Regions from separate parts of the Mus musculus genome. Here all the other regions are linked to region 4. Evidence: chromatin loops called from intact Hi-C (ENCODE). Cell type or tissue: heart. All regions are shown on one strand. Region 1 has its middle 360 kb from the start of Gm27393. Region 2 has its middle 7.4 kb from the start of n-TDgtc10. Region 3 has its middle 69 kb from the start of Gm36720. Region 4 holds the start of Igfbp3 (insulin-like growth factor binding protein 3). Region 5 has its middle 67 kb from the start of Gm36653. Region 6 has its middle 250 kb from the start of Gm27393. Region 7 has its middle 140 kb from the start of Gm36720.

Region 1 (4,000 bases), 1.0 Mb before region 4:
GGAGACCAGAACTCACTTTGTAGACGAGGCTGGCTGAGAAATATGAGATCTGCCTGCCTTTGCCTCCTAAATGCTGGGATTAAGGGTGTGAGCCACTACACCTGGCTTTGTGTGCAGTTTTAACACCATGGGGAGAGTTTCTAACTTAAATATGTACACTGCCTTGTTAGTATAATGCCATAAACTGCTGGAGTCTGGAACTAGTCTCATTATATAGGCATAAGCAACCTATTATGTCTGCATACATATGAATGTATGTTGAGAAGTCACAGAAGCACTAAGCAGGGTGGCTTGCCAGAAGTACCCTGAAGTAATGAGGACTGTACCACAGTCACAGATGAGACTTACAAATGCTTAACTGCTGTGAGGATAGAGCTCAGGGTGTTCCTGGCCTGGTAGGGTACAGATGCTTAGGGCACCAGTAAGTTGTTCATTTAAACACGTGACTAACGAGAAACCTGCTGTTATGCCCTTAGTATCTTGGTGTCTCTCAGAGCAGTAGAGGAATAGAGAACTCTTCAAAATGTCCTGTCATGGTCACAGCCTGAAACCTTCAAAGAATCTTGAGAAGACATGAACAGCAGTACAGGCTTGCAATGGAGGTGAAGAGCTCTTCACATTTTTCTGAGTCTCTTTTCCTGCAAACCATAGCAAGTGTCCAGCAAGTGGAGAGTGTTGGAGACGTCTCTTGGGTGGGAGTATCCAATGCAGAGAGTGGGATTGTAACTGCATTTCAGCTGTCAAAGGAAGGAGACTTCTATAGAAAGCTGCTAGTGTCCATTTAGAATACTTGCCTCTTCCCATCACCTAGTCCTCAGCAGAAGTCATTCTCACGATTCTCTGTGCCCCTGAGACCCATGCCATCCAAGAAGAGCAAGAAGAATGCATTTGAAATACATTCTGTGCTGATGGTATCAGCAAGTGCAGATGGCCTTAGAGCTCGGTAGACCTTGGATGTTGGGGAAGAGGTTTCTGTATAAAGAATTGAGTATGGTAAGGAGCATGCCCTGTGTGCGTTGTCCCAGATATCTCTTTTTCCGAGCTGTGCTTTAATCTTCACTGTAGTCTATGAACCAGATGTCGCTGTGCCTTTTAGAAGATGAAGCCACACATGGGAGTTTAAGGTTCTGAACGATGTATAGAAGACATGCTACTAAACACATGTCTCACTCTAAGTTCTAGGGAAGTCTCTTATAAAATCCAGACTGTGAATTCACTTCTCCTGGATCAAACACTGTCTCTCGTCATCCCATACAGTCCATCAATGGTGCCGCCACTCTTCAGATGAGAAAGACTTCGGAGCTGAGATTCCAAATGCAGCCCCAAGTTAGCCCCACATTCTTTAAGAAAATGATGTTACTGGGGAAGCCATATGGGAGAACTCAGGATCAGAGGGAAGCAGAGGTGCTGGAAAGCACTGGATATCTCCAGGGCCACACCTGAGAGTTAGTGTGTGAGAAGCAGCCGTCCCAAGGGGCAAATTCGTGACTTGGGGGGGGGGGTTAAGTCCTCATTTGTTTTCTTGTTATTTATGTACCTTCGTGGCTAACATAGCCAGACACAAAGTTAGATGCAAAATGTCTTATTTAATATATATATATAATTATTATTATTTACTAGAAAAGTATTTCTTAAATTTTTAAAATTCCAAACTTTTAAATACAGGAGAAAGGGTTAGCACATGACATTCTATCACCACTAGATGGTGCTGTCTGAGTGTGGAGTCTCATTCTGCAACTTGAGCATAAGGTTCACTGGGGGCTTTGAGATGATTGAAGGTCTTAGATTGGTTGCCAATGTGTGTCCTGACCCTAAAATATAGCAATCAGGGTAAAACTTCTCTCCATTTTATGTGTTCTGAAATCGGGCTCTACTTAAGCCCCTCTCCTTTGTTATTCTTTCCATCTCTTTCTCAGTTCTACATGCCCTGTATTTGTCAGTGTGCTGTGCTTAAGGCCCATTGGAACATGCTAACAGCCTACTATCCTGGTGCCACCACACTGTTCCTGATGAGCACCCGAGCCTTCTCTTCTTACTCCAGACATTCCTGGCTGGGTATCTTCTATGTGTCCACTGTACTTGCCCACCTCTAGATGTGTCTAATTTATGCCTTCTACCACCCACTCTTTCTTTTTTTTTTTTTTAAATTGGATATTTTATTTGTTTACATTTCAAATGTTATCCCCTTTCCCGTTTTCCCCTCTGCAAACCCCCATCACTTCCTCTCTTACCCTGCTTCTATGAGGGTGCTCCCCCACCCACCCTACCTCTACACTGGGGTATTAAGCCTTCACAAAACCAAGGGCTTTTTGCATTCTGCATTTTCTTTGACTGCTGTGTTAGTATTTTTTATGGTATCTTCTACACCTGAGATTGTTCTGTCTCTTGTGTTCTGTTGGTGATGCTTGTGTCTATGACTCCTGATCTCTTTCCTAGGTTTTCTATCTCCATGGTTGTCTCCCTTTATAATTTCTAGCTTGTTTTTATTTCCATTTTTAGATCCTGGATGGTTTTGCTTATTTCTTTCACCTGTTTGGTTGTTTTCCTGTAATTTTAAAGGGATTTTTTAGTTTCCTCTTTAAGGGTTTCTACCTGTTTACCCGTTTTCTCCTGTATTTCTTTAAAGGAATTATTCATGTACTTCTTAAAGTCCTCTATCATCATCATGAGATATGATTTTTAAGTCAGAGTCTTGCTTTTCTGGTGTGTTGGGGTATCCAGGACTTGCTGTGGTGGGAGAACTGGTTCTCATGATGCCAAGTAGCCTTGGCTTTTGTTGCTTATGTTTTTACCCTTGCCTCTCACCATCTGGTTATCTGTGGTGTTAACTGCTCTTGCTGTCTTTGAATGTGGCTTGTTCCTCCTGTAAGCCTGTGTGTCAGCACTCCTGGGAGACCAGGTCTCTCTTGGCAGGATTTGAGTATTGGAGAGCTGAGGCACAGGGTCAGCTCTGGGCACAGATGGAAACAGGAAAGATCCTGTTCCAGGCTGCTGCTCCTTGGTTCCTGTGTCCTGAGGGCTCCAGGTAGGTCTCTCTTGGGCCAGGTATTTGAACAGAAGTGGTGGTCTCACCTGTGCTCTCAGGTGTTTCAGTACTCCTGGGAGACCAGCTTTCTCCCAGTGGGATTTGGGTTTGGAGAGCTGTGGCATAGGGTCAGCTCTGGGGTGCAGATGGAAACTGCAAGCAACCCTGCCATCCATTCTTCTGTAGAAGGTAAAACATTGGGTTCTGCTGGAGAGCCTATGTAGTCTTTCAGCTTTGAAAAACTCATCTGATTGCTGTGATCAGACACTCAAAACCTTGAATTCAGAAGTGGGTTTTCTGGACGAAATTCAAGACACGTGTGCAATGAAGCTGAGGTTGTCAGAGGGCAATGTAATGTCACCATCCACCCTATTGTCTACTAACCCAGGAGCTCCAGGCTCTTGCACACTATCCTGACAATATCTTGCAATTAAGGTCTGGTTTATGCCTTCCATTGAGGCAGACGGGATAGTAGAGAGATGCCTCTCCACCAGTGAGGATAAACAGAGGAGAGCAGACACCTGTAGTACAGGGTTAAATAGTGCAGAGAGGGTCACTGCCCTGTAAGTCACAGGGCTGGGAAAACTTGTCAAAAGTCAGGATGTCCACACACCCTTCAGACCTGAAAGATGACTCCCTTACACTTCTTCCTTTTCTGCGTTTTTTTCTATCATAGTACCCAACTCCTTCTTTGTTTTGGTGTTGGGGGCATGCTTTTCTTGAGTGAGTTGTTATCTTGGAGTTTTGCTCTACAGCTAATGCCCAACACTTCCTGCATTTATCTCCTGCATTTGCCCCTTGAATTTATTTGGGGCCCAAGCCACTTTCCCTTGGGAGGAGATGCAGTGTGATTGTCCTTCTCTTTGGTCTGAGATGGGGCACCTCATCTGGTCACGTCTTAGAGGTATATAGCATTCACTTTTTAGGATACTTCTGCGTTCTACCCTTTGTCTTGTAAAAAGAGCACAGGATCTA
Region 2 (4,000 bases), 650 kb before region 4:
CTGTCAGTCCTGCCTTGCTTCATGACTCTAGTGCATTACGGTGCTCAGCTCGGAAACACTCTTAGACTTTTGATTCCAAGGAGCACCAGGACAGGACACCATATTCAGGGCCTTTTAGGTTGCGAACAATGTGAGACATGTGCTGGGGGGTGCAGGGGGAACTCACCAATGAACTTTCCCCTCAAGCCTGTCACTTCTTACAGGACTGTGGAGACCTAGCCCAGAAGCTAGTTTGTTGGTGCAGGAGGCATCTTTGGGGGAAGGGCTCTCCTGCAGCTCCCAGGGCTCAGGGCAGAGCGAAATGCCTCTGAGGCTGTGCAGTAAAGTCAGTCATTCTTGCCAGAGTGCTGATGTGTTCCCAGGAATGTGCTTTTCCAGAGGGAAAATATAAACCTCAGAATAACTTAGCAGTTTCCTCACATCCTGGTTGCATCCTGCCTTGGACGTCTTTTCCTGCTCATTGTATGAATCTTGATGTCACCTTGAAGTCTCAATTCTGAGAACCAGCACGGAGCACAGCATCTCTGACGCAAGCAGGGCAGTCACCCTTGTATTCACTGTGGGTGAAAACAAGAATTTATGGACCATTCTCCCATTTCTCCGGGAAGCAGGCAGGTGTCCTTGCTTCTTCCTCTTCTTGACACTTCCTTGTCATTTGGCTTCCTGCACTCACTTTCCTTTCATACTCACAGATATCCAGCAGACCCCACAGTTCCTGCTTCAAAGTCCACGCCCAATCACAAAGTTCTCACCACCCTCTTTACTACCCACAACTCAAGTTTATACATCCATCCACAGCTCTAGGGTTGCCTCCCCAAGCACATGTCCTTTTTATTGTGATGCCCCCAGCTCTTTCCACACAGAACAGACAGATAGACTTTTTCTGACAGTGTTACTGCCTCGGCTTCATTAATTCCCGAGACCATTCTATTTGGTAGTAGTCAATTTCTAGAGACAGTAAGTGATTTGTCTTTAATGTTGCTTTTTGTGGGGGAACCTACCAGCCCATGCCCCTCATCTCCTTTGTGAATCTCCCTCACACTGGCTACCCTAACCACCAGTGGCCTAGTGCCAGATGACCAGGGACACATCTAACCTCAGAGTGTTCCCAGTTGCCCAAACAAGAAGGCCTCAGCCTACTACCCTGTCACACCTTTTCCTTTCTACAAAGTCCCCTACTGATGTTTCCCCCCTAGGTGTCCCTGCCTTCTGATGGCCCCCATACCTCCTGAGTGGTCCTGCATTTAGGGATTGATAACTTTTCCATCTTGCAGCTGCTTAAGTACATTAGCACTTGCCATCTATGTCAGCCATGGATGTGCATCCTTCCCTCTAAACTTTGCCATCTCACATCCAGGGGAATTTCTTTGGATCTCATGTCTCATTGTATCTTCAGTTCAGGGGGTTTAAGGCTTCAGGATAGGCTTCTAGACCTGCATATTTGTGATCATGTACCTAGAATCTTCTAGTAGCTTCTGGTGAAACTTTTCAATGTGCCTCTCAAAAGACAATTCTAGGACTTTATAGGTCACTGGTCAGCCTGTTGGTCAGCTCCACTGAGACAACTCTGCCTTCTTACTAGTTGGACCCTAGAGGGTGCTCAGAGGCCACACAACAGGATCATCTGTGGTGCAGCATTGGATGACAGACACTGGCTCCTCCTAAAACAGTATTATAGAGAACTCTTAACTCTGCTGCCTTCCTCACTGGCCTTCTTCTCTCACCTTCTTAGAAACCAGTAGCCCTCCCATTGGCCTGAACCCAAACTTCTTTCTTAATAGATATTGCCCATTAGAGAACATGCTGGAACCTGTGGCTTCTTTAAGGGGAACTGTCTTGGCACCCTATCTGCCTGACACCCTGAGGCTCACTCTGCCTGAGCAAGTAAACTTCTTGGAAAATCTGTCTATGCTCTCTCAGTCTATATGGTTCTTTTAAGACCCATCTTCTCACAGCTACAGCATAGCCTTCTCCTGCACGAATGCTCTAATGTTATTACCTCCTCCAGACTTGCCAAGCACTCTCAGTTTCTAAACACTCTTCCCCCACAAAGTACTATTCTGCTTCCTATGGAGCCTGGCCCATTTGTTTGTATTTTAGTGTCTGCCTGGAAGATTCTGACTCCATCAAGGTCATAGGCCATGGTGTGCTATTGATTTTCATGCTTCTCATGGGAATGGAGAGGACAACACTCTAATCAAATCAGTCCAAATTGCCTTTCTAACACTGATGCGGGTGACTGACAAACCACATTCTCTCTCTCTCTCTCTCTCTCTCTCTCTCTCTCTCTCTCTCTCTCTCTCTCTGTGTGTGTGTGTGTGTGTGTGTGTGTGTGTGTGTGTGTAAATTTACCAGTCTAGTTATTTAAACCTGCAAAAGCATTGACTCTGAAAGGATTGGAAAATTCTTCTGAAGAAAGAAATGAAAGAGGAAAAATAAGCAGAAACAGGAATAGCATGTTTTTATGTAAATAAAGAATATGCCGGGGCTCAGAACTGAACAAAGAATTCTCACCTGAGGAATACCGAATGGCAGAGAAGCACTTGAAAAAATGTTCAACATCCTTAATCATCAGGGAAATGCAAATCAAAACAACCCTGAGATTCCACCTCACACCAGTCAGAATGGCTAAGATCAAAAATTCAGGTGACAGCAGATGCTGGCGAGGATGTGGAGAAAGAGGAACACTCCTCCATTGTTGGTGGGAGTGCAGGCTTGTACAACCACTCTGGAAATCAGTCTGGCGGTTCCTCAGAAAACTGGACATAGTACTACCGGAGGATCCAGCAATACCTCTCCTGGGCATATATCCAGAAGATGCCCCAACAGGTAAGAAGGACACATGCTCCACTATGTTCATAGCAGCCTTATTTATAATAGCCAGAAGCTGGAAAGAACCTAGATGCCCCTCAACAGAGGAATGGATACAGAAAATGTGGTACATCTACACAATGGAGTACTACTCAGCTATTAAAAAGAATGAATTTATGAAATTCCTAGCCAAATGGATGGACCTGGAGGGCATCATCCTGAGTGAGGTAACACATTCACAAAGAAACTCACACAATATGTATTCACTGATAAGTGGATATTAGCCCCAAACCTAGGATACCCAAGATATAAGATATAATTTGCTAAACACATGAAACTCAAGGAGAATGAAGACTGAAGTGTGGACACTATGCCCCTCCTTAAATTTGGGAACAAAACACCCATGGAAGGAGTTACAGAGACGGAGTTTGGAGCTGAGATGAAAGGATGGACCATGTAGAGACTGCCATAGCCAGGGATCCACCCCATAATCAGCATCCAAACGCTGACACCATTGCATACACTAGCAAGATTTTATTGAAAGGACGCAGATGTAGCTGTCTCTTGTGAGACTATGCCGGGGCCCAGCAAACACAGAAGTGGATGCTCACAGTCAGCTAATGGATGGATCATAGGGCTCCCAATGGAGGAGCTAGAGAAAGTAGCCAAGGAGCTAAAGGGATCTGCAACCCTATAGGTGGAACAACATTATGAGCTAACCAGTACCCCGGAGCTCTTGACTCTAGCTGCATATATATCAAAAGATGGCCTAGTCGGCCATCACTGGAAAGAGAGGCCCATTGGACTTGCAAACTTTATATGCCCCAGTACAGGGGAATACCAGGGCCAAAAAGGGGGAGTGGGTGGGCAGGGGAGTGGGGGTGGGTGGATATGGGGGACTTTTGGTATAGCATTGGAAATGTAAATGAGTTAAATACCTAATAAAAAATGGAAAAAAAAGATATCTATGTAGTTCTATAGGCCATTTAAAAATGGGCTATGTGTTTTCTCAATTTCATCTGTAAGAATTCGTCAAATTTTCTTGTTGTTGATGTTTTTGTTGGTGATGATTTTCTCCCAGGTTCATGTTTTTCAGTTTATTTGTTTGTTTGGTTGGTTTTGTTTTTCAGATATTTTCCTTAGTTTGTATCTTATTTACATTTTGAGCACTATCTACTAGAAATAAAAT
Region 3 (4,000 bases), 280 kb before region 4:
CCTTTATCAACCATCTTAGAAACTGTCAATTTTATTGATTTCTTGTTAAAGATATATCCACCTTCAGGTGTCTTTGTTTTTCTCATTACTATGTAATCGATTTGAGGATCTTAATTCTTCTTAAGGTATTCATTAAGTAATAAAAAGAATCAACATTGTTTGGGTATTCTGTAAATTTCGATGTATTATGCATTCATCTTAACTCAATTTAATATTTTTTTTCAGTGTGCTTCCTGTCTTAGTTACTGTTCTATTACTATGAAGAGACACTGTGAACAAAGCAACTCTTATACAAGAAAGTATTTAATTAGGGCTTACAGCTTTAGAGAATTAATCTAGTGGGGAACAGAAAGGCATAGTGCTGGAGTCATAGGTAAGAGCTTTCCATCCTGATCCACAGGCAGTAGGGAGAGAGAGACAGAGAGAGAAAGAGAGACACACAGACACAGACACAGACACAGACACAGACACAGACACAGACACAGACACAGACACAGACACAGACACAGACACAGACACAGACACAGACACAGACACAGACACAGACACAGACACAGACACAGACACAGAGAGACAGAGAGAGACTGGGCATGAGGTGGGCTTTTAAAACATCAAAGCCCATTCCCAGCGAGTCTCATCTTCTCCCAAAAGGCCACATCTCCTAATCCTTCTTGAACAGCTCCACTAAATAGGGACAAAACACTCAAACACACGAACCTCTGGGAGCCGTTCTCATTTAAACCACCACACCTTCTTTGGGATTTCCATATTGAACAATCCATGGATGAATTAAAATTTAGCTAGTATTTAATCAGGTGTATACTCTCATGTTGTTTTTCTGTTGTAGAGACCTTGTTTTCTTTTACTGTGGCTAGAGAATAAGTTGCCTGGTTTCAACTCTGTTAACATTGCTGAAATGTATGTTGTAGTCTGGGATATCATCTTGATTTTGATATGTTTCCCACAGTAGTAGGAAAGAATGTGTTTTCTTCCTTTGAGGTGGGCTGGATACTTTTATGTGGGAGTGTAACGGCTTCTGTGACATTAATAATGTTCTGATTTCTTCAGTATGTTACAGAGGGGTTTGCAGAGGTTCCTAGTTATAACTGTGTATGTACCCATTTTATCTCTATCAGCTCATGTGTGTGTGTGTGTGTGTGTGTGTGTGTGTGTGTGTGTGTGAAAATTGTAGCTGTTAAGTTTCTTGGTGTGCCTGCCCTTTTACCATAATTATTTTGTTTTGATTACTTATCATGTAGAGCACTCTTCTTTTTATGGGTAGTTTCCTTCACGTTAATGTCTGCTTTATTTTATATTCCATAGTCACCCCTTTCTTTCACTATTTACACGATATACCTTTGTGTGTACTGTTTTTCTAACTGCTGATATATTTATATTTAAAATCACTAGGAGTTTGCAAGGAGTTTACCAATGGCTCATGTTTTAATTATAGTCTGAGAAATTTGACCTCTTGCTACTATTTTGAAATTATTGTGCATAATTCCCTGGGTGAGAAGTTAAGACTTGAATGCACAATTTCATTTTATTGTCTATTCTCTTATTATTTGTTATTCGGCTTTCTTTTCCTTGCACTTCTATGTATACTAGTTTTATTGTTTGTATTTTTTTTTAAAGAATTACAGTTCCATAGTCTTTCCTAAAGATGTTTAGCAGTTTTCTGCATATTATATACGTGACATCACAGTCTCTATGTGCCATTATATCACTTGTGATGTAAAGTCTAGAAACCCAATGTCTTTGGTCTTTTTCTAGCCTTCATCCCGTCATTATAACATGGATGTGGTAAACAGTCATGTAAGGTGCACTTAGAACCACATTTGACAGCACCACGTTCTGCTTCACTTCCCACAATTGTTTAGAGCTCTCAGTAGAGAGTGGTGTTCAAGTATCCGGGTTTGTGATTTCTTTTCTATTTTCAGAACTTCCTTAAGTCATTCTTACAAGGTAGGTCGCACGGTGAGTGACATTCTTAGTTTTCTTGTGGGTGAGAACTTTTGCATTTCCTCCCCTCTGGAAGCATATTTCCCATGAAGGGATTTCTGGCTCGAGAGTTGGTTTTTGCAGCACTTGAAAAATATTGTCATTTCCTTCTGGCTTCTGTGACCACTGAGGAGAAATCTTCTAAAATGTGAATTTAATTGTCTACTCTAGGTGCTGTTTTCTTTCAGTTTTTGCGGTATTTTTTGGTGATTTATTTTTAGAAATATGATTATGATCTTCTCTGGGATGGATTTCCTTAGGTGTGTCACAATCAAGCTTCCTTTGGTGCTTCGAAGCCCATTAGTTTATGTTCTGCTAAAATTGGGAGATTGGCAGCCTTTCTTTTTGAAGCATGTTTTGGGCTTCTCCTTCCTCATGCATTTACTTCCATAGTAAAGAATTCACAGAGTATAAATCTAGCCCCTCTGTTGTCTTCTTATCTGCTGCTCACTGGTAGCCTGTGTCCCTTCTCTGTTTCCTGTCAGTCCCCCCTCCTTCTTAAAGTCTTTCCTTCTCTTTCAGGTCACTGCTCTCCTCTCCTTTTCCCATTATCTCTTCCTTTTAGATCTTCCCTTCCCTCCCATGGTCTTCTTTCTGTGTTCATATTCTCTGTCTCTGTCTCTGTCTCTCTCTCACTCTCTCTCTTGTACATGTGCACACACACAGATATCTAGACTCTTATAGCTGTCCTTCTATGTGTCACTTGTTTCGTTTAACATAATAATCTCCAGTTCTAACCGTTTCCACAAATGTAATTTCACTTTTCTTTGAAGTTGGATATAATGAGAGTATCCTCTTGGCATGTTGATTTAGAATCCTTTGGGTATATACTTAGGAGTGTTTCTAGGGTTGCTTTATTGTTGTTTGTTTTTTATTAAACTACCGCATTGATGTTCATAATGGCTGCTTATTTACATTCCTACCAGCGGCATCTGCACATTCCTCAATCCTTACATCTTCACCAGCATCTGATCATTTTAGCATAGTTTTCCATGTCATCCTTCTTTGTATTGAAAGCAATTGCTGTTTGGCACATGGGTCATCAGGTTATAAATTGTGGACTTTACTGAAGTTTCCTTTACCAGCTAGGTGTCCCTGTCATGACCCTGGCAAGGCAACTATATAGGGAGGTTACTTTCTTATTTACTCCAGGTATGGTAATGTTACTGATAGTTGAGGATCTAAATCTAGGAGTTTAATGTTCTTGGCCTTTTTACTAAAGAATTGAAAATAAAGGTCCACACAGACTTATAAAAGAAACAAGGTAATTTTATTTGGAGAGAAGCAACAGTGCAAATTAAATAGAGATATATGGTCTAGACTGATGGGGGTGTCACAAATGTGATTGCACCCCAGTGTACGTATTACTATTCAGAGTTTCTTTTTATGGGAGCTGAAGAAAGGAAGAGATGGGTACTAATGGCCTACAATTTGGGTGGTTCTCTGTTTTTATTGCCAGATTTAGCTATATACTCACCTCTCTGATGTGCATGTTCCTTCCCACAATGCATCTGCTTTTACTCATATGCACTCTCAGTTATGCATAGGTATAAGGTGATAAATGGTGGGTTTTCTCTAAAAGGTTCTAAGAGCATATGGTTTTGCTTTACTGCATATGCACTCAAAACCAGTTCATACCAGGTTATGTTCGGCATATACATGAATACAAACTGTCTATATTTTATTCTTTCCAGGCTTTGGGAAATATATATGATTGTTAAGGAACTAGAGAACGTATAGCCTGATACAAGTTGGCAGACAGTTAAGGAATATAGAGGTGCATTATTTAGAGAGGGTGTGTGTGTGCACAGTATGTGGCGGTGAAGGAACTAATCTGTAAAGTGCATTTTTGCAAATAGGAAGTGGGCACATAACCCTGAACCAAATGGAAATCCCAAGCTAAGATACCTCTTATGCTTGCTGTCTCAATAAGATACTGGTTTTATCTTGTTTTCTTCCATTAACAAACAAGATATGTCAAGTACTATTGAAGTGGTTA
Region 4 (4,000 bases):
CTTAGTCACTATTCTATTGCTGTGAAGGGACACCATGACCACAGCAACCCTAATAAAGACAAACATTTAATTGGGACTGGCTTACAGCTCAGCGGTTTAGTCCATTATTGTCATGGCAAGAAGCATGATGGGATACAGGAAAAAATGGTGTGGGAGAAGGAGCCAAGAGCTCTACATCTGGACAGACAGGTATCAGAAAAAGAGACACCGGGCCTGGCTTAAGCTTCTGAGACCTCAAAGCCCAAACCCAGTTACATACTTCTTCCAACAAGGCCACACCTACTCCAACAAGCCTATGGGACCATTTTCTTTTTTAAATTAATAATAATTTACTTTACATCCTGATTGTAGCTTCCCCTCCCTCTTTTCCTCCCAGACCCTCCCTCTCACCTCACCTCCCCAAATCTACCACTCGTCCATTTCTTCTCAGAAAAAGGGAGGCCATCTATGGATATCAACCTGCCTTAGCATATCAAGTCGCAGTAAGACTAGGAACCTCTTCTACTGAGGCTAGACACGACAAGGTAGTCCAGTGAGGGGAAAAGGATACAAAGGCAGGCAATTGTAGTCAAAGACAGCCCCTGCTCCTACCTTAAGAACACCACATTAAGACCCAGCTGTGGAGGCTTGAGAGATGGCTCAGTGGTGAAGGACATTGACTGTTCTTCCAGAGGACCTGCGTTCAAATCCCAGCATATCACAACTGACTGTAACTCTCACACAGGCATACATGCAGCTATTTTCACTCAAACCACCACAACCTCTGCCAAACCAGACAGCACTACTTCTGAAGATTCCCAACCTCTTTCCAATGCCATCTCTTCTATCCCACCTACTCCCCAGTACACTTTGCAAGGTCAACACTGTCTCTTCTAAGTGTTTCTCTATGCTCCTATGCCCCTTCTGCTGGCCTCTCTGCTCTGTGAGACTCAAATGCCAGCAATGCTGTTCTGAAGCTTGTTGTAACCTGAGTAGGTTTGTCCTTCCTCTGTTGGGATAACAACACTTGTGAGGCCCCTCTGCTCTCTCTGGCTACACAGCACATGAGCCTTTGGTCTCTGCTGACTTCCTCTGGACTGCCTGTGTCTCCTTTGTACATGGCTTAGTGGTGCTCTTCGGGTAAGTTAAGTGCAGTGCTATTAGTGGTAATGACTTTTGGCAGCTAATGGTCCCTATAAAGTCTGGACTATGTAATTCTGGGAGGTTCAGCCAGCAGATGACCTGAGGGAAGGAAAATGAAGCTTCCTGTCACCACCTGTCCCTGGAGGGAATTCTCAAGCTTTAGGCTGAGTCACACTGAGTCCTGGAAACAAAGATCTTCAGCATCACCTGCCCCTGGGAGTCTGCACCTTCTAACCAAAGGCTAGGAATGGTCAGTAGGAATGACAGCCACGCCAGTCACATTCTGAGAGATATCTGGAGCCTGCTGTCCACAGTGCTAAGGTCTTGAGGCTCTCTGCTTGCTTGGCCAGCCCTGAGCAGAAGAGGAAAGACCGATATGGTAGACAAAGGTGAGATTCCTGCCCACTCTCATTATTCACAGTTGAATGCCCAGTACCATCCCAGGGGAGCAACACATCTCTGTACATGCTACACTCATAACCACAAACACCAGTTTTAAAGTTTGACATAATTAGCCAGCATGTCAACATAAAATTACATTTTCTCCCATCCAAATCCTTCTTGAAATAATCATTTGGGTGGAGGGAAAGGGTGCCCTGAAGTTTTGTCAAAAGAAAACAGCTAAAGGTTAAAACAAAATTCCCCTCATGTCAGTGCCATGGATGTACTTGGCTGGTGCAAGATTTCATGATAAATGAGATGACAGTCGATATAAAACACTTAACCAATCCTGTGCAATCTCGAAGATGCCAGTAAACTCGGGTGGAGGCCTGGCGCTTTGGCGCCCCCTAGGAGTCCCGGGTGGAGCAAGCGCCCATTTCTCAAACTGCAAAGGAAGAATGGAAGAACTCAGTTTATTGTGAAGAGAACCAAGTTGATTTCTCTTTTCCAAGAAGCCATTCACTCTAGGCGTCCCCTGTCTCCTTGCCTGATGATAAATCTGGGTAAAAGTGCTGGACTGCTTCTGTGGGTAACATTGTATCGAACAGAGAGAAGGCCTGCCACATCTAGAATCACTTTTGATACTAAACCTTGTTCTAATTTTGGAGTCAAGGTCTCTGTGGTTATTTAAAGAACAAGTGTAACCCTAGGGGATTTTTTTCTTTCAATTTTCCAATGAAGTCAGAGGCCCTGTTCTTCAGCGTTAGTACATAGGGAAAAAAGAAGGAACAACTGGGACACTTTCTGGTAGACTGTGTTAACTCTAGCCACGACCTAAACTCTATGAGGAAGGAATAATGCAAAAACTGGGGGTGCTGTGTCTTGGCAGCTCTGGCCTTCACGGGTCTCATATTTTTTTCTTTGTAAAGGTCCAAAATTTTATCATTCTTATTTATAGTATCAAATAAGGGAGAACTAAATTTTACTAAAATTAAGACATAATTTTTTTAAAGGGGATATAAATTTGTAGAGAGAGCCACAGATACAGGGAGATGTAAAGACACACGGGTGGATGAATGTCCACTTCACCAGATAAGATATACATGATAGACGGAGGGATATGTGGGGGAAGTCGTCTTAATTTGCTTCCTGCATAAAATTGCACAGATCTCCCCAAAGACAATCTCCCCAGCCTATGGTAAACAACTCAAGAGTATCCAGGAAAGTCTCCTTCCAAGTCGGTCTCTCAAGTTCCCACCACTCATCCACGAATTGTTTTAAATAAATAAATAAACCGCGAAGTCTGTCGATTCAATTCTGGACCACCAGCGTCCTCTGTTGGTCACCTATAGGAGGAGCGTGCAGACTTTGGAGAGACTCGTACAAAAGAACTCAATAGCTGCGCTATTGCGCCTGGATTTCAAGTCAGAATGAACGGATTAGCAAGAACTCCAGTCTGCACTGGAGCACATCAGAAGTTGGTATAGGGGTCCAACGATGACTAAAACTCGTTGTGAACAGTATTCATTTTAAGGGCTGCTTGGCTACTAATCATGCATGCTTCAGTGTCTCAGTAGTTATTTTAACGCAGATGCGTCCGCTAAAAAGATTCTCCCAAACAAGAACTAGAGGAACTTCTCATCTTTAAAAAGAAAAAAACTGTCCTCACTCCTATCTGGGAAAGTGCAACGACGTATTTGAGTATTTTGAGTCCCTACCTCCTTGAAAAGCAAATCCTTTGCGCCCATAGCTGTCAGCGTGAGGTTGTGCGGTGCTGAGACTCTGGGAGCTAAAGTGGCCCGTGGTGCAGATTTAAACCTCGAGCTCTAAGGTTCTCCAGACCTCAAAGTGATCTGCGCGTTCTCGCTGGGAAATGCCTAATACAGCATACCCTACACGAGGAATTCCATTGCGGGAACTTTACAAAGTACACAGGCGCTGAATGGGTCCGGGCCAGCTTCCCAAACATAAACCATCCCTGGAAAGGCCAGCTTAGCCAGCCATCCAGGGGGAGGGGCTATAGGGTCCGGGACGCCAAATTGGCTGGGAGTCATTGAAGGAAGAGAAGACCAGAGTCCCTGGAGTGGCTGGGACTCTAGAGACGCAAGGTGGCCTGGAGCGCCTGTGGTTACCCGTGAAGAGGTGGCCCTGATACAGGGCGTGCGCACAGAGAGCAGGTGCCCGGTGAAGACGCGCGCAGCGCGCCCCCGTCCTCGTTCCCGCTTCGTCGGGAGGCGCGGGCCCCGGAGCGGAGCCTGCGCCGGCCCACCCCCCACCCTCGCCGTTCCGGGGCGTGTCCTCCGCCACCCCGGCTTCTATATATCGGCCTGCGCGCCCGGGCTGCCCAGATGCGAGCTTAGAGCGGCGACTGGGCGCTGAGGACCTGCTTGCTCGCTGCTCCCATCCCGCCGCCTCATCCCGCCGCCTCATCCCGCGTGCTCCACTCCGCTCCCCTCCACCGAGCCGTCCACCCGGCGCCATGCATCCCGCGCGCCCC
Region 5 (4,000 bases), 120 kb before region 4:
TTGGTTTGTTCTTGTTTGTCTAAACTATTAAGAGTCATTATTAAGTCATTTGTGCTCTGACTTTTTAATTTAGGCACATAGAACTATACATTTTGCTTATAGGACAATTTTCAATGTGTCCTGGAGGGTTTTTTTTTTGTGTGTGTGTGTTTTATTTTCATATAGTTTCAGTAAAATTTTTCTTTCTTGATTTCTTCTTTGACACATTCATCATTCAGCTATGAGCTGTTTAAACTCCATAACTTTGAATACTTACTAGAGATTAGTTTGCTCTCAACTGTAAGTTTTATTGCACTATGATCAGATAGGTCATATGGAGTTATTTCAATCTTTGTGAATTTGTTAAGATTTATTTTGCTATCCAGGATAAGGTTTATTTTAGAGAAACTTCCATGGGCTTCAGAGTAGAATGTATTTTCTTTGATGTTTCGGGAGAATATTCAATAGATATCCATTAGGTCCATTTGATGTGTGGTGTCAATTAACTATGAATTTTTTTACTTAATTTTTGTCCAAATTACCTGCCTACTGGAGAAAATGCACAAAATACTGGTGGGGACACCTGAGTAAGCTGCCATCATGCCACAATTTTAAAATGTCAATGTTAAATATTTAAGGTTTTGTTTTATTGTTAACTCTTTGGTGCTTTCAAATCTTAAAATCAGTCACAGTGGAGCATTTATACCAAGGAAATAGAGAAGTGCAAGAAGGAGAAGAAGGAGGAGGGATAGAGAAATGCAAGAAGATAAAGTAACAAGTAAAGGAGAAGGAAGAGGAAGAGAAGCAATAGAGAAATGTAAGAAGAAGGAGGAAGAGGAAAAGGAGGAGGAAGAGGAAAAGGAGGAGGAAGAGGAGGATGTTGTGGATTTCCCTGGTGCTATTTGTATTTTGATGTTAGTTCTACTTCCTCAAGAGTGGATGCCCCTGACAAGGAGTACATCACATACTCAGGTGATTTCACTGAACCTTCTCCTCATTCTAACTGATCAAATAGGGCTCTAGCTTATGTATGGTAAAGGTAGAACTGGAGGTCTCAGAGTGGGGAGGAAGAATGAGAAAGAGAGAGAGAGAGAGAGAGAGAGAGAGAGAGAGAGAGAGAGAGAGAGATGGAAGCCAATATAGAGCAATAGAGCAGAACCACGTGGCCAGGAAAAACTGCAAGTAGCAAAGGGTCTCACAACTGGGAAATAAGTGAGGATAGTGATAGACGTGCCCAATATAGGCATATATCTTATAAATATAATGACTGGATTGTGTGTTTTTATATGGGCTTATTGGTGTTGAAAGATTACTGCAACTTATTGGCGCCCAAAGTGGGGCTTAGAACACAACTAACCTGAAATAAAAGTCCATCCCAGTCCCCAAATAAATGACTGGGGCTGCAATCTAAGGCTGAAGCAGTGTGTGGATTGAAAGCTGAATGGGTCTGAGGGATCTACAGAGAGGTGCTGAGAGGTTCCCTCCCCAAGTCCCAGGCAGACCACAGCAATCAGGGGCAGCACCCCAACCTGAGATGGGACTTGGGAAGTTCCAGTGGCAGGTTTCCTGAGCCTAGGAGGGATAGGGGACCCTGGAACACAACTGCCTGCAGGCTGATATGGGCATCTACACCCAAGGGAGCCTTTCCATGCTCACTTCCCCATATCCCACACAACTAAACAGGACATGTGGTGCTAACTGCTTGCACTCAAGGCTTCCTGAGATAAGTGCACATGCTGCCAACTACAACCCAATGAAAAGAGAGAAAACCAGCTCAGAAACACAGAAGCCTTGGGTCTTTCTACAATTAGCTTCTCCCTGTGAATAAAAGAATTGAGGAAAAAAAAAAAAAAGAATTGAGGAAGACTGCAGTGTTCTGAATCAAACAGCAGAGGGAGACAAAGTTACAAAAAGCCCTGGATCAAGTTATAAGAAATATAAATTTATAGATATAAATATATAGATATATATAGATGATATAGATATAGACATAGACATGTGTGTTACTTAAAAATAAGAAACACAAAAAATACCTTTTGGGTTTTATGGAATGATATTTAGAATGATTCAACAGGGATGGATTTAAAGGAAATAGATACCTTGTCAATTACTGTTATTACAATATTGAGTATCTTGATTTGCAATGTATCCTCAAAAGACAGGGTCCTAGATTAAAAAGAAAAAACTATGAGCCTTAGAAAAGGGATTAGGAGAAATCCATGAAAGTTGGAGACCAGAGCTGGCACAGATGCTAGAAAAAAAAGATGCAAAAATTCATAGATGAGACTGAGTAACAGAGAGATAAACTTAAGATTTGACAACATGGCCTAGAGGAAACACTGGAACTAAAGGTACATGACTATATATGTCAAGATAAGCAACAGAGAGATGGAAATGAGGGTTGAAAACAGGAGCTAGAAAGGTTATTAGAACAACAACAAAAAAAAAAAAAAAAAAAAAACACAGAGTTTGATAGATCAGACTGAATACCAAAGAAATAGTGTTAAAATTTGGAAGCAGAGTCTAGAGGATAATTTACTAAGGGCCTATAACAGAAGATACAGGAAGTTATAAAGGAGCATTAACAGAAAGAGAAATCTAAGACTTGACAACACGGCCTAGAAGAAACAGAACTAAAGGCACAGGAAATTCTAGGTCATGATAAGCAACAGAGAAAGGAGAATGAAGGTTGGAGACAGGAATTAGAAAAGATGATAGAACAAAGGATGCAACAGCCCACAGAGCAGACTGGGCAGCAGAGAGAAAATAATGAAGATTGGAAGCAAGGCTTGGAGGAGAACCTCTTAAAATTAACCAATCAGAATAAAATAGACAGCAGAATATCAGAATTACAATATAAAAATTGAATTATAGAAGCAGAACCTTGAACACAGAATACAGGAATTTATAAAACAGAAGGAGCAGCAAAAGGATAGATATGAAGCATGGGAAAATTCTCAGAGACAGAAGATAAAATTAGAGAAAGCCAAACAAAAGTTGTTAAAAAACAAATTTTAGTTTATCTAGTTAGTATACAACAAAGACCACCAGATGATGACCATCTACAGAGAGATATCAGGAAATTGAATGGCAACCCATAGATATGCTAGAACTGAAAATATTTAAGGAAAGTGTCATTAATTTTTGAATGCATACGCCCCTTTTAAAACAAATCCTGACTTCTTGGGCTATTAAAAATAGAATAACAATCCAATAATGGAAGGATATGGCAAAAGCAATATTGACTTCTGCTATGGTAAGGAGTATGTCAGTAAGAAAGACACTAATCAAATCCTTAACTTTTAAAAAATGTGTTTGCTGAATTCAAGGAAGTAATCAGCTCATTGAAAGCAAGGTCAGCATCAATAGATGAGTGAATTAGATATACAATTGATGTTAGACCTCATTTGCCTGAAATGACCTTAATAGGAGAAGCTGTCACTTAGAGGCCTTGAGATGACCCAAATTTTCAAATGTTTTAATTGTGGTAAGCAGAGTTGCCTTAAAATGAACTGCAGGGAAAACCAAATTAATCCCAAAAGGGAGCCTATGCCTTCTGGAAAATATAAAAGATATGACAAATGTTGGCATTGGACTAGGTAATGTAGAGCAACAACAGACAAATAGGACAAATATTTTGCCAAAAAAGCTCCCTGGGGGGGTAGAGGTGGGCTCTTGCAGGCCCCAATGCCAGGAAGGGAGAGTTCTCTTCCTCAGGACAATTAGACACCACCACTCTGATAACAGATGTGTGAAACCAGATAAGAAGGCTTAGGCAAATTCTATACACAACATAATAAATAAATAAATAAATAAATAAATAAATAAATAAATAAATAAATAAATAGTAAAAAAAAAAAAAACAACAACAACTAAAAGGGGGCCAAAACCAAATATTTTGGCAAACTTCTGTAGAGGACCAAAGGCCCAAGCTAAGAATACTAGTAAACAATATTGAGATTGGAGTAGTAGTTGACACTGGAGCAGATATCACCATTATCTCTCCAAAATCTTGGCCTGC
Region 6 (4,000 bases), 920 kb before region 4:
TTTCATTAATGGGGCTTCTCCTTGTCCTGGAAATTCTAAGCCTTTGAATATGCCTTTATCTGAGGAATGCCATGCACCTTCAGTTTGATTACAGGACCAGTTCCCTTTGTCCTGGTAAAACCTGTTCAGCTAACACCTGAGATTCCTGAAATGTGTCTCCGTGCTCATCAGGCATTTCAGGTGCTGTAAGCACTCATCCAATGACCTTGGCTTATCCTGGATGTTCCTACCCTTGGTCCCCCAAAACTTCATAAGCCTTGAATCACCCTAAATAAAGTTGACCTGCCTCCTGATAGCTGGTCCCAGTGTGGTTATTCACTGTATAGACTCACAGGGCTTCTGAACTCTGTCCCCAACTCGATGTCTCTGCTCCCTGTGCCTGCTGATGAACCATGAGAGTGGGAGAATCACAATGAAGAGCAGAGGGAATGTTAACTATCGCTTCAAGGGCATCATCTAGATGTGAAAGTCACCTACACAAAAAAGCTTCAATTCTTGTAACTGTTTTCTTTCTATTTTATAATCACAAAACAGTTCTTAGTTGGAAGGTCTAGGCTTGCAATTTAGGTTCAACTACTAAACTTGTTTTCTTTTTACTTTGTCTTGGAGTTACTCTTTGGGGATTTCTTTCACATTGCAGCTGATAGACTGACTGTGTGGTCCAAAATGGTCAATGACAATGCTGGGATTGGTGCCTGACTTTTCTGACCTCCCTTCCATCATACAAAGTATTTTCAGATGGCCAGTAGTATACCTTACTAAGCACCCTGGAGCAAATGTTCAAGCTACACATGGATATCTCAAGGGCTCTATAGTGCCATGAGCCAGGTAGGCAGGTGGGGAACCTTACCATCATTCTGGAACTTCTTCCTGGGCAGAGCTAGGCAGGGGAGGGAATCAAGACAGACTCTAGAGAAGAGACAGAGAGGGCTGGGGATAGTCATTAGGTTAAAGAATATGTAGGTGACAATTTACAAATACATTTTATGTGTGAGCTTGCTGTAATGTTGTATTTTCACTTTAAACTTATTCTCTTTCTTTCATTTGTGGCCTGGGTTGGGGGAAGGGCAAAAAACTTGTGGGCAAGTTTCTGGATCTTCTCTCAGAAGTTGAACTTACTCAAAGTTTGTTAAAAGGTAATGTGTCTAAAAGCAGTCAGCAGCAAAACCAAAGACACTGCTGAGAACTTCCCAGATACTTAGGATCCCTCTGGTCTCCCAGAGACTGCATCCGTCCAGCTTTCCTCGTGTCTATCTTCTCTGCGACTGTGAAGGGCATGCCAGGTGCTACACACCCATGTATTGTCAAGTTGAACTGGCAGCTGCCTTCCTCTGGTCATTTCTGGGATGGAATCAATGTTATATTTTCTCACAAAGACAATAGGGGGGAAGGATTATGCCAGCTGTTGAGAAATTTTCACGGTTCCCTATTCTTTGTACATAATGTTGCCATAACATTTTAGAATTTTACATGAAGGAGAAGCCTCCTGCTTATCATTTTTTTGGTTTCAGTCATGGTTCAAGGGGACACAGTGACCTTGGCTGGTATATGACCTCAAAGAGACACCTTTCTGGTTTTATTAACATTCCACGTCATGGAATTGTTTTCCCTCTGGTGTTTGACCATCACTGTTTTGGAAAGTAAGACCTGGTTAGCTGAGCATTCGCTTCACCACAGACAATTTATAGGTCTCCTTCTCATGTTGAAATACAAAACAACAACAAAAGATAAAATGAACAACAACAATAACAAAGAAGCCAAACCATGCTCTTAGAAGAGAAGACAAGTGATTGAGAGGAGAATTCTGGGTAAAGATGACAGCTACAATGGCAAGGGCTATGTGTCAGACTCAGAGTCAGTGCTGGGCTGCAGCCAGGAGTTTACTTTTATTAAAAATATATATGAATGCATATATAGAACAGCAAGATGGAACAGTGGGGAGAGGCACTCATCTCCAAGATTAAGGACTTGAGTTTGATCTCTGGTACTCACAGTGTGAACAAAGAGACACAACTCCCCAAAGCTGTACTTGATTGCTATAGTGTACCCCCACGTGGGTGCACACAGCATAAATGAAAGTCCATGTTCATAGAATCGTTATGTAGCATTACTATTTTGTCAAAACCAGAACACTTTGAACAAAACTACAGTGCATTTCTATTTGCAGAATTTACATTTTTAACCAGGTTGTTGGCTCCTGGTCCAGACTTATCGCTACATACTTAAGCTCTGCTAGATGCTACCCAGAAACATGCCTACACCCACAGAAAGTCTACAATATCCTTGTAGATTCTTGTTCTGCAGTACCTGGGCAGGGCATGCTGGGCTCAGGAGAGAAGGCTGACCAGCTGGTCAGGAAGCCTTCGAGCTCTAGGGCGTGGGAGCATTGACACTTACTGAGTATATCCTCCACTTGATGGCGACAGAGGCATAAGACTCCTTGTATCTGCTACCCAGCTGAGTGCAGCAAACTCCACCCTAGGAAAACAAATATTCTACAGTTAAAACTTGCTTCTTTGAGGATTTTGCTATGTTCTTAAACTAAACTACTAATGAAATTTTCCTCACTTGTAAAATTTGAGGTACTTTTGAATGAAACCCATTTTTAAATTTTAGTTGCTAACAGCATGATTTTTAAATATTTGATCATTTCATACGTGATTGTTTAATACTGGATACAATAATTTTATGCATTTGTCTTGTGAACTAGTGATGTAGTAATGTGCAGAAAAAATGTATGAAATGATGTTTTATATTTATTTTACTGAGAATTTGTGCTGCACTTTTTTCTTGTGGCAAGTTTTAGGCTTAAAAAATATTAGATTATGAAATTGCTCTAAGTTCTTACATTTTCTTCAGCATCAGAAACAGACCAATGGGGTGGCTACACCTTGCGGCTTTATTTTTATTTCGGTTTTAAGTCATTTTACAAAGGCTTAGTTATAGTTTTACGTTTAGTCTTCAAAGTGCCGGGGCCCTTCTCAATGCTCCAGGAAGTCTCAGCTGAGAAACTGCAGTGCGTCTGCCTTCCCTTCACATTGTACTGGTTCAGAGGTGCACATCAACAGACCCATGCTTGGAATGTGCCAAGTCCTTTGGACCACTGGACTCTCAGTGAGAGCACAGTGGCCTTGCTTACAGTCTGCACAGAATGTGTGCTTGAAATCTGCTCAAAGGGCATAGGTTACTCCATTCATTCTTCTTGCTTTTTTTTTTTAAATCCAGGTTATTTGTTTTTTGTTTTTTTTTTTTTTTTTTTTTCTGAAAATGTCACCAAAGCTATACTATTCTATTCTCTTGTTGAGAAGCCTTATGGTTTTACATACACGGTCTAACCCAAGACCATTGCAATGTCTTATTTATAAGGCAGATATTATAAAATGAAGGTGGACTTAGAGTAATCCCAATACCATCCCTCCCCTATAATGTATAGTCTAGTCTGATTTTCAAAAACAGATTTCTATCAAATCCTTTTTTGGATTCTGGGAAATAGCATAAGGCAGGGCACTATTTATTAAAGATATCAAAAGTGGGGAAAGGAAATAGAATGGGTTTCAGTATTTCTTGTGCTGCTTGAAGAAAGAAGTGTGCTTTTTTTTAATTAGATATTTTCTTTATTTACATTTCAAATGTAATCCCCTTTCCCGGTTTCCCCTCCAAAACCCCCCTCCCCCACTCCCCCTCCCCCTGCTCACCAAAGCACCCACTTCTTCTTCCTGGCCCTGGCATTCCCCTATACTGGGGCATAGAATCTTCACAGAACCAAAGGCCTCTCCTCCCATTGATGACCGACTAGGCCATCCTCTGCTACATAGGCAACTGGAGCCATGAGTCCCACCATTTGTTTTCTTTGATTGGTGGTTTAGTCCCAAGGGGCTCTGGGGGTACTGATTAGTTCATATTAATGTTGTTCCTATGGGGCTGCAAATCCCTTCAGCTCATTGGGTACTTTCTCTAGCTCCTTCACATTCCAAAGATGTCTTGGTAACATTTCCATTGC
Region 7 (4,000 bases), 350 kb before region 4:
TTCTCTTCACCAGACTTTCATTCACATGACCTGATAACGAGAGAGATTTTGGAAATTGCTGTTGCTAGAACTGGAGGCAACAGTGGAGTTGCCCTTCACTCACAAAAGAAGTCGTCGTGAAAGCAGAGGGGTCCTGGAAACCTGTAGCAGGTCATAGACAGGTTAAAGAACTTATGACTGTCTTGGAAACGTACTCCAGCTGCCTGCCCCACTTATTACCCACAAACCCTGGGGCCCTTCTTCAGTTCACCCACTCCCACCCTCTACCAAGGTGCTTCCACGCATTTCCTGAATCATAGTTGGTAAAAGTGACCTTGGACTCCCTCCATGTGCATCGAATATTCTCTGACTTGGAGGCTGTAATATTATAACATCCTCCATCCTTGCTCCTCCTTTCAATGCCTGTCCATATTGATCGGGTGTTTCTGAATTTTGGAATGATTTTTCTGGCTTTTGTTTGGTTTTAAGGACATTAGTTGGAAATTTCCACTGACCCTAGGCTAGCCTGGAACTCATAATCCTTCTGCTTCAGCTTCCCTAGTACAGAGCTTTATGAGTCAATTCAATTCACTGCAACCCAACAGGGGTTTCTCTCTGGCATTCAGAGGGTTGTCGGTGTCAGTCCTTTATTCAATCTGAATGAGTTTCCTAATTCTCAGCGCATTTCACAGCATACACTCTGATCACATTAACTTTCCAGTTCTTCCATATCTAACCCCATCCTTAAGACCACACCCATAAAAGTAAAAATAAAAAAGTCCACTTTGTGTCCTCTATACACTCACTGGAGCATGGCCAAACTCTCAGTAGCCTTCCCCTTAAATGAAATTGATCCTTCCCCTCCCTAAACCCCTGCCAGAAGCCATCACCTACCTGCTTGCCTCTGAAGGATAGAAACTCACTCTTCGACTCCCTTCTGCTAGGGGACTGCATACTCACAGTCTGCCTGCTTCTTTTTCCACCTAAGGCACTTCACATGGGAACCAGGGAGTCATTCAGACTTCTATGTTTTAGTTTACATTTGTGGGGGGGAGTGGGGGGTACATTGTGTGTGGAGTGCCCAAGTATATCATGCATTTGGCAAGCATGCCACCACACTATATATGTGGAGGTCAGAAAACAACGTTGCCAACTTTGTAGAGTTGATTTTCCTAGTCACCTTGATGTGAGCTCTGGGAAAAAAAACCAAGGTCACCAAGCTTGTAAGAGAAGTGTGTTGACCTCCCATGCCACCTTCCTGGTCATGATTTATGCTTACAAGGTATGGATGCAAAGATGAATGTCCCTTCTGACCAATTAGGTTATAAGTTTCTCTAAGATAGTGAAAGTTGTCTGCTTGATTTTGAGTTTTCCTTCTTGTACTTATTTTTACCATATTAGACAGGATGGTTGTGATCATTGATGAAATAATGGGACTTTTTCTATGATCAATCACTCTGCAAAAGCTAATGTTTATAAACTGGTACTTGTGTGCTTGTGAGGTAATGCAGCATACATGCTATGCACCCACCATCGTGAGAATTTGTGCAACTGAAAAGCATCCTATCAAGACTGTCCACCCAGGGCCTGAAATCTGGGAGAGGTGTTCATTCAGTTTTGCACTCTTGCATGTGTCTGTATTCAGAGGCATTCCCTTCCATGACACATGCCACTAGGTGCCAGTGTTGTTCTACCAAAATGACCCTCCAAAGCTACAGGTGGTCCTCACTTTTATTAGATGCCCAGTCTTCCTCAAAGTTCTGGACTTGGAAAGCTATTAGAGTACCAGGTCCTATGGTGGAATGGACCACTGTACCTTCCTTCTGCACAAGTTTGGCATCATCATATCAAATGTTGGCAAAAGTCAAGGAGGGGAAGAATAGTGCTCATGAGGCTGGAGTAAATCAATTCAGAGACAAGAAGGAAGAATATGCTCTTGATCTTACAGACTAGGTACCATCGTTGAGAAAATGACAAATGAGCATGAAAGTTAACATCCAGTAATCTTAATGTGTAAGCAACATTTCTTCCTTCTCTCTCTTTCCTTTCATTTACCCCTCTATCCTCCCCTCTTCCCTTCTCCTCTCCCTCTCTGCCTCCTATGTTTCTACCTCCTTATTCCTCTTTCTCTCCCTCTCTCCCTCCTTCCATCTCCCACTCTTGATTCTATTCCATTTTGAGCTCTCCAGTATAAAGTTCCATGTACAGCAACTTAGAGTGCAAGTGTGCTTGTTTCAACAGATCTTGTACCTGAATAAGTACACTAAAATGCATGGTCCAATTATAATCAATTAGAGGCAAGTTGATACCAAACTTACTGGTGTTTCTAATAAATTCTTTGGCTATGTGTTGCCTTTGAGTTGTGGTATATACAGAACAGCCTCTGAGCAATCAGAACCATTACTGATCACAGGTGATTTAGAGCTTATGATCAATGAAATAATGCCTTTTAGAAGAGGTGAGTGAGGGAGAATTTCACACACAGCAGAAAAATGAGACCAGGCGACACATACCAAAATTATTCTGAATATGTGTGAGAGTGTATGTGTGAGAAACCTCATGTCTTGGTATTTTCCCTTGGTAAGGAGATGACACAATATCTATCCCTTTCTTCCTAGGTTTTCGTGACAATGAAAACTGGATTCCACTGAAGTTCCATCCACCCAGAAGAGAGGGAAACCATAGTGTCCATCCCACTCACAGAACTAATCTTGGTAAGAACTCAGAAGCTGGAATTCTGTTACCATGTGACACTACTTCATAACACATAAGCAAAACAGGTAAGAAATTCTGCAAAAAGAAAGTATGGCTCCAATATGGAGCAAGGAAATACTAACATCATTCTGATGCTCTGGAAACTCAAGAGGAATTTAGTAGATCTCATTAAATAAGAAACATTCATACAACCCTGATATTCTACATACCAACACATGGAAACAATATCCCAATGCAGTATCTGAAGTCAACATCAGCAAATAGGCATGTTTTCCTTCTGGGAACACTCTAAGCAAGAAAAAATAAGTGCCCCCCCCCCCCAGTCCACGTATTTCAATGGAAAGGAATGAAAATCATGAGAAAACTTTGAAGGAGTTAGAAAAATGTCCATGCAATAGCATGGAAGAATATGATGGATATAACAATTTCAGAAACAAAACTTATAAGAGCATATGTAGATTGCTTTATTGAACAAAAAAAAGCATACAAGATTATTTCTCATGTTTACAAGTTTATGTACCATTTGTGACTGCATCTGTCTCCAGACCTTGCTGCTGGCCATATCTACAATGCACACTGCACATTCCCTGCACTGCTGGACTCCCTCCACTTGTGAGCACCACCTCTGACCCTGTCAGAGGCCTTGCATAGAATGTATGCTCTTCAGTTCAGGGCAGTGCCTTCCTCTAGAAAGAAAGGATTCAGCAGAGCTCAGCCGCACAGTGTGACATGTTTGCAGTGTTCTCTATTGTAAGTAGTTACAGGGGGTTGATTGTACTTATTATAGCTTGCTTTTGAAAAAATATGTTTTTAATTGAAATAGAATTCTTCTCTCAGCAATCATTAGTCTTGTATAGTTGTCTAGGTGTTGGGCCCCTTGAGATTTTTCTCTTCTGCATTAGCATGTCTTTGACATTTCCATTTTTCTGCTCTTGCTTATGCAGCCATTTCTATGTGAGACTATTTCACATTAGACTTCCTGATATTCTGGCTCTTCAAATCTTCCTGCCCTTTTTTCCTAAACATTCCCTGAGCCATAGATGCAGGATTGGAGTTGGGCTCACCATGATACTGGAAGTATTTCATAATGTAGATAGCAATATTGTCAGTCTTTGACTGACATTAAGTCCACAGACCTGTTCCCCAGAGAAATACCAAAACTCTACGCATAATCTCCTGTGGACCAGATAGTTACACATATATCCTCAAACAATTCCATTTACTTAACCTTCTATCCCTATTTCTGCCTCTACTTTTACTGTGATTTATTCCTATGCTTGTCTGCCACTGGCTCCTTCTCCTATTA

What was found. Hi-C counts contacts between places; a loop is a spot of excess contacts. Peaks named below come from ENCODE experiments on the same cell type or tissue, not always from the same donor. Only the 100,000 strongest peaks of a DNase experiment are listed, where the experiment ranks them.
Region 1: a loop joins it to region 4, with 10 times the contacts of the local background. A loop is called at or near these places in 24 of 42 quality-filtered maps.
Region 2: it touches region 4 in a loop (15-fold over the local background); 6 of 42 quality-filtered maps call a loop at or near these places.
Region 3: a loop joins it to region 4, with 7 times the contacts of the local background. A loop is called at or near these places in 5 of 42 quality-filtered maps.
Region 5: a loop joins it to region 4, with 7 times the contacts of the local background. A loop is called at or near these places in 15 of 42 quality-filtered maps.
Region 6: it touches region 4 in a loop (4-fold over the local background); 17 of 42 quality-filtered maps call a loop at or near these places.
Region 7: a loop joins it to region 4, with 13 times the contacts of the local background. A loop is called at or near these places in 21 of 42 quality-filtered maps.

Annotation. Positions count from the first base shown.
Region 1 is chr11:8,243,541-8,247,540 of GRCm38, reverse strand. No RefSeq gene overlaps it. Among named protein-coding and RNA genes, the nearest start is that of Gm27393, 360 kb to the right of the region's middle. In heart, a CTCF peak has its summit at 1,695 (motif pointing right); no DNase peak of the experiment used is centred here; H3K27me3 peaks cover 302 bases.
Region 2 is chr11:7,860,379-7,864,378 of GRCm38, reverse strand. No RefSeq gene overlaps it. Among named protein-coding and RNA genes, the nearest start is that of n-TDgtc10, 7.4 kb to the left of the region's middle. In heart, a CTCF peak has its summit at 1,591; no DNase peak of the experiment used is centred here.
Region 3 is chr11:7,495,968-7,499,967 of GRCm38, reverse strand. No RefSeq gene overlaps it. Among named protein-coding and RNA genes, the nearest start is that of Gm36720, 69 kb to the right of the region's middle. In heart, no CTCF peak of the experiment used is centred here; a DNase peak (open chromatin) is centred at 1,917.
Region 4 is chr11:7,213,773-7,217,772 of GRCm38, reverse strand. Igfbp3 (insulin-like growth factor binding protein 3) reads left to right here and starts at 3,850. Exons shown (of 5, transcript NM_008343.2): 1 at 3,850-4,000. The coding sequence starts at 3,983. Gm36565 (a long non-coding RNA gene) reads right to left here and starts at 676. Exons shown (of 5, transcript XR_872239.3): 1 at 592-676. In heart, CTCF peaks have their summits at 1,897 and 2,838 (motif pointing left); a DNase peak (open chromatin) is centred at 3,792; H3K4me3 peaks cover 1,165 bases; H3K27ac peaks cover 464 bases; H3K27me3 peaks cover 584 bases.
Region 5 is chr11:7,335,892-7,339,891 of GRCm38, reverse strand. No RefSeq gene overlaps it. Among named protein-coding and RNA genes, the nearest start is that of Gm36653, 67 kb to the left of the region's middle. In heart, CTCF peaks have their summits at 1,685 and 1,886 (motif pointing right); no DNase peak of the experiment used is centred here.
Region 6 is chr11:8,135,963-8,139,962 of GRCm38, reverse strand. No RefSeq gene overlaps it. Among named protein-coding and RNA genes, the nearest start is that of Gm27393, 250 kb to the right of the region's middle. In heart, a CTCF peak has its summit at 2,417 (motif pointing right); no DNase peak of the experiment used is centred here.
Region 7 is chr11:7,566,340-7,570,339 of GRCm38, reverse strand. No RefSeq gene overlaps it. Among named protein-coding and RNA genes, the nearest start is that of Gm36720, 140 kb to the right of the region's middle. In heart, a CTCF peak has its summit at 1,649 (motif pointing right); no DNase peak of the experiment used is centred here.